Linked DNA regions of Homo sapiens: region 2 is linked to region 1. A link is a contact called in ENCODE Hi-C or POLR2A ChIA-PET data. All regions are on one chromosome and are shown on one strand. The core of a region is the stretch at or near the end of the contact, and the rest is flanking DNA. Distances in the headings are between cores, read along the strand shown.

The links. A loop is a pair of places that touch in the nucleus more often than their neighbours do. ChIA-PET counts read pairs that join two places held with the same protein, here RNA polymerase II (POLR2A). Pooled maps may share reads with other maps.
Region 2: a map of endothelial cell of umbilical vein shows a loop between it and region 1 (3-fold over the local background). The contact joins the enhancer-like site here to the promoter of NPAS3 in region 1. A Hi-C loop is called at or near these places in 1 of 168 maps with a recorded cell type or tissue (endothelial cell of umbilical vein) and 6 of 50 pooled maps. POLR2A ChIA-PET finds 5 or more read pairs at or near these places in 1 of 52 experiments (AG04449).

What each region holds. Positions count from the first base shown.
Region 1 is chr14:32,937,483-32,940,217 of GRCh38, reverse strand. NPAS3 (neuronal PAS domain protein 3) reads right to left here and starts at 1,339. Exons shown (of 12, transcript NM_001164749.2): 1 at 852-1,339. The coding sequence starts at 901.
Region 2 is chr14:34,058,926-34,061,681 of GRCh38, reverse strand. EGLN3-AS1 (EGLN3 antisense RNA 1) reads right to left here. Exons shown (of 3, transcript NR_184209.1): 3 at 1-2,550. All of the region lies in intron 5 of LOC102724945 (a long non-coding RNA gene), which reads left to right. Among named protein-coding and RNA genes, the nearest start is that of EGLN3-AS1, 20 kb to the right of the region's middle. RefSeq lists a silencer at 1,106-1,465 and an enhancer at 1,364-1,865. Within about 2 kb of position 1,426, at least 30 of the 41 ENCODE cell types and tissues checked have a DNase peak (open chromatin) inside an H3K27ac peak, as active enhancers do.

The DNA of each region.
Region 1 (2,735 bases), core at 90-2,589:
GATATGCAATTCTCACCAGGAACTTTTTAAAACACAGATCCCCAAACAGTAACTAACGGGGCATAGATGCTCCAACTGCTGACACATTTTGGATCTCGCTGTTTGTTTGCTTATTTGGATTTGAGGGTTTTCTTCTTTATTTTTCTTTTTCCTTTGGGAGGGGTATGGAGAGGAGGGGAAGATGAGAGCGGAGGGCAGAGCGGGAGACCCACAAGTTGCCGAGCGGAGGGCGCAGCCCGGGAGGCAGGGAGGCGGCGGCCGCGCTCCTCTGGGCTCGGCCCGGCCTAGCTGCTCGCGCGGAGACGGAGCCGGCCCCTCCGCGACACATTCCGGGCCTGGCGCGAGCTCCGCGCTCCCCGCCCCCGGCCTCCTCCTCCTGCTCCTCGCCTCCTCCCCCTGCTCGCCGCCTTCCCTCCCCCTCCCCAGCCTCATTCCCTTCCTCGAGAGCAGCTGCTAGGGGACCTGCGGCGGCCCCGGGGATCCCCGGCCCCCCACCCTCGCTGCTGCTCCCGTCACACGGCAGCGCCTTCGCATCTGTTTGTTTCTTTTTCTTTTTCTCTTTTCTGTTTCTTTCTTCTTTTTTTTTTTTTTTTTGTCAGTGAGTCACTCTATTCGCCGAGCCGAGGAGGTGCGACTGCTCAGAGAGCCCGGCCGCCGCCAGAGCCTCTCGCTGCCGCAGCCGCCGCGGGGACAATGCGCGGGGCCCCGGGCGAGCGCTGCGCCCAGACGAGGTCCCCGCGGGCTCGCGGCCCAGGAGGCGGGCGGGCTGCGGAGAGGGGCCCTCGGCGGCGGAGGCGGCGGCGGCGGGAGCAGCGGCCCGGCGGCAGGTTCAATAAACAGAAAAGTGTTACCGTTCTCGCCTGGAAGGATCCTGCTGAAAGCTGGGCTTGGTGGGCGCCATCTTCCTGCTATTTTTTTTCCTCTCTTACTTTTTGCCTCTCTCCCCCCTCCCGGGTGGGGGGCGTGGGCGGGCGGGGGTGTGCGTGTGCGTGGGGTGGCGGGAGAGTGCGGCCGTGCGCGGCGCTCTGGGCTGCCCGGCGGGCGGTGGCCGGGGCCGGGGCCGTGGCCGTGGCCGTGGCGGCGGCGGCGGCGGCGGCGGCGGCCGTGCTGCTGAGGTGGGGAGGCTACGGAAAAGTAGTGGGGCCGGAGCCTCGCGGGCGGCCGGCCGTCCCCTCGCGCCGCCGGTGCTCCCAGCCGTGGGTCGCCGCTTCCGCCGCCGCCTGCGCCTTCTCCTCCCGCTGCTCGCCCGGCGCCGCCGCCGTCCATGCGCCGCAGAGCGCCCGCGGCCCGGGCCGCCCCGGCTCCCGAGGCATGCCCGGCGCGGAGACAGGCGACCGGCGGCGGCGGCGGAGGAGGAGGAGGGGGAGGCGGCGGCGGCGGCGGGGGGAGGCGGCCGCGCGGTCCCGCGGGCAGCCCGGCCCAGGGCCCCGCCGCCTCCGGGTTCTCACCCCCGCGCCGCCACCCGCCCCCGCCCCCGTCCCCCGTCACCCCTTTCTACCACCCGGAGCAGCCCGGTGGCAGGTGGGGCGCACACCCTCCCTGCGGGGGGCGCGGGGTCTAGGCCGGGAGGAGCGGGAAGGGGGAGGACACGCGGGGGGTTCCAGCTTGACCGCTGTGAAAGTATTTCTGGGCATTTTCCAGCTGCTTTGCTCCAGAGCGCTCTCTCGTACGCAGACACACACCTCCCCCCCCTTCTCTCTCTCTCTCTCTCTCTCTCTCTCTCTCTCTCTCAATTTCTCTCTCTCTCTCTCTCTCTCTCTTTCTCGTTGGGGGACTGGGAGGCTCGGCTGCCGGCGCAACAACGCCACTCAGTTGCAGTTTCAAACACTTCCCTTCTCTGGAGTATTGCAGCCAGGAGGAAAGAAAGAAACAGAAAAAGGAACTGGGAGGCCACAGGAGCGAGCTGGGGCAGGACACAGTCCCGGGAGCTCCTTGGGGGCAGCGGAAATCAATACGGATGGGGGGTGCGCTGGCCCAAGCAGATGGGCCCAAGAGCCCCGTGGGCGGTGCAGCAGCAGCACAAGCACCTTGTGGCTCTGGCGCTCTCAGCAGCGTTCCCAAAGCCGGAGCATCTGCATCAGTCACGGACGTACAGGAGTGCAGACCCCAGGGTTCACAGGTGAATCCCCGCGCGTTTAAACTCACATACAGAAGCCCCTCCCGACTCGGGTCCCGGGACTTGGGACCGGACTGCCACCCTCTGGGATCTAGCCCAGCCGCACCCCGGTTTGACAGTTCAGCAAGGCCTAGAGAAAGGCTGGCTACTCAGTGCAGGGCCCGGGCTAGAATCCTGTTACCTGGGTAGACCCTGGTCAGAGCGTTTTCTCCACTAAACCAATCAGAAGCGTGTGGACAGCTTTTTACGCAGAGACTTGGGTCAGTCATGTGTCAACCAGGCAAGTAGAAAGGACTCCCAAAGCATTTCCACTTTGAATGAATGAAAGCGCCTGATGGAAAACATCAGTCCTGTGTGAGGTTCTGCATTTGACTTTAAGCTTAAGAAAAAAATAAAGACCTGAAAAGGGGTCCTCCATTCGGTCTCTACGACTCCAGTAAAGTAGGGCTGGGAGTTGGAAACTTCCAAAGGAACACATAAATGTTTTTCGTGGTAGAGGTGTTTAATCTGCATGATGGTGTTTAAGTTCTCTTTGGAGTACACTCTACAGGTAGGAGAGAATGAGAAATGAACTGGAGTGGAGAGTGTTATGGACAAGATATACATGGGCTGGCAGAGA
Region 2 (2,756 bases), core at 177-2,676, 1.1 Mb before region 1:
CAGCCCCTGCCTGTATCTCCTCCATTTATTCTATTAACAAGATTTATTCGGTGCCTACTGAATTCCAGTGCTCTGCTTGTATTAATGTATTTAGACCTCTGAAATGTCCTAAAAAGTAAGTCGTTTTCACCATTTTTATTTTCCAAAACAAGAAGGTGAGGACAGATGGGGGTACTCACTTGGCTAAGATCACACGGTCTGTAAATTGCAGAGCCAGCATCAGAACCTGCACAGCCTGGTTCCCAAGTCTGGGTGCTGAACCGTCATACTAAGTCTTCCTCATGTTTCACTGTCTACTTAGTTAATATCTCCCACTCATCTGTAACCCTGAGAGCAGGGACCACGGGGAGCCACTTATTTTGCGTCACTGGTGCCCAAATAGTGCCTGATCTCCATGACAGGCTCAATAACGTTCTGTCAGTCACTTTACTCATGACTGCAAGCTCCTTTCCTAATCAACGTTTCCTCTCCCCCTTCCCCATGTATCTCTTTCCCTTCATAAGCACCCACCTCGTCTCCCTCTCCACGACATTCCAACCCCTGAGCAAGGCTTTGAAAAAGTGACATAGGCACATCACAGATGTGCCGTTGGCTCTAATTTGTGAAAGAACATTTTACCGAGGGGCAAAGGAGGACTTGGAATTTTTTCCTGCCCCCAGGAGGCCCAGACTTGCAACCCTGTAGGTCTAGAACTTAAGCGGAGGTCCTGCTATGTTCACACATTTAGTAGAGAATGACTTCTAATTCCGTCATTCAGCTGTCAGGCACGTAGGCCGCTTCCTTTTATAAAGCTGGTTGTCGTAACTAAACAGGTGCAGATTTGAGGAAATGCAGACCGACTGGAATGATAAGTCCCACTGCATGTGAGATTAGGTGGATAGAGGACTCGAGTCCCACCCGCCCTTTACTGTCTTTAGTCTCCCCAGTCCGCCCTGGGCACCACCCGCCGAGGCTGGGCTCTCGCAGCTACCTCTCCATCTATCTTCATGACAGCTGCGGGGGCCGGGGGCAACTTAGTCGGGACAAACGTGAGCGAGCGAGTGTGTGGTTCAAAGAAAGGAAACGCAAGGGACAAGGAGAAGGTCGAGCTCCGGCTGAGGAAGAATCACGGGCCGGGCTCGGTCTTGCCCGTCACCCTCGCGCCCCTACTTCCGGGCGGGCAGGCACCGATGGGGACTCCGCCCAGGGAAGGCGAGCCCCACGCCCACGTGGCTTTCGAGGGGGACAACCTGGGGCGTGGGGACACTGCAGGGCACAGGGCACCCGCGAGTGGAACCACCTAGGCGCCCCCTCCCGGGGCCGGTACGTGCGGGCTGCTGGCGCTGCGCGCGGGAGCCCTCCCTCGGCCCGGGGCTGCGCTGGAACGCGCTGACTCACGCTAGCGCTACGTGAGCTGCGAGCCTGCCGGGCGGGGCTGGCTGTCCAGCCCCGGCCGCCGCCCGCCGCAGTTACCGACTACCTTCGGGGCGGCCGCGGGCGCAGGCACAGTGCGTGTGGCTCGGTGTCCGCCGCGGCGCGCCCTGGCGAGACTTCACCCCGCGCCCCGCCGCGCGCTCGCCAAGGCTGCCCGCCGGGCATTTTTGATCATTTCGATTGTCCCTCCGGCTCGAAAGCTGCAGCAGAGCTGGGATCTTGCATCCGAAGCGAGGGCACCAGCCGGTATCTGCTAGGCAGGAGCGGCCAGAGTCGCGTTAGGGCGGCCTTGGGCAGGGCGCTTCGGTTTGGCCTCTCTTTGGCTCCGGGGGAGCCTGCGGAGGCCCAGGGCCGGTCTCTGGCTCTGCACTTGATGGCCTCCTATCTAGGGGAAGGGCCAGTTAGTATCCCACCCGCTCCCTCGCCATTGTAGCTCAGTTCATCCCCAAAGACCCCGTGGAGTGGCAAGGGCAGGCATCATCCAATCCATTTGGCAGAGGACATCAAAGCTGAGGTTTAGATATTCATCTGTTGACAATGATGAGGATGTTTCATCGTAACTTTTCTATCTAGAACCTAGCTCTCAGTTTATCAGTTCTAGTGCTAACGTGGCCTGTTTTAGCGGTGTCTCCCATTCTGTGTTCTCTGGAAAGACAAGTTAAAGGGGAGAGTTTGTATTAACAGGTGTCACGTCTTCTCACTCTCGCCATATCCCTGTACCTTCTGGTAGATGTAAACGGACACAACTGTGCTTATAAAACCAATAACTCGCCAGTCTTCCTCAGGTCCATTCAAGACCATTTGAGTGGGTCCTTGGGTGCCATGGACAGAAATCTTGTGGGGACATGGATGAGGGGGGCCTCCAGCCCCTGAGGACTGTCAAGACCAGGGCCTTGGGGAAGGGCAGCCGAGCTTCACATTGTCCCCACTTAGCCACTTGTCAGGGTTGCTGTGAGGCTCCAGATGAAAATACATGGAGTTTCCTTAACTACCGTGGCCCACAGAAATGACACATGAGATTCTTTTCCTTGGTCGTAGGATACTGGGGGCGGGGTCAGTGAGAGGCACTGTCCATCTCAGAAAAATCTGTATCACTCTTGTTTGCTCATCTTGAGGAAGCCATGGAGAGCACAGTTTCTATGGAGTCAGCAGAAACAAAAATGAGATTAATTCACACGTAAATTCTGCCTTTAGATACAGAGACCTAGGTTATAGGATCTTGACTGTATACACAGTTAAGCCATTTGTAGAGTTTTCCCTATTTGGGGGTAGTTTTTGTTCTGATTTTTTTTTTCAGAGGGGATGTTTGCCAAATTCTTTCTAGATTATAAAATTAATACAAA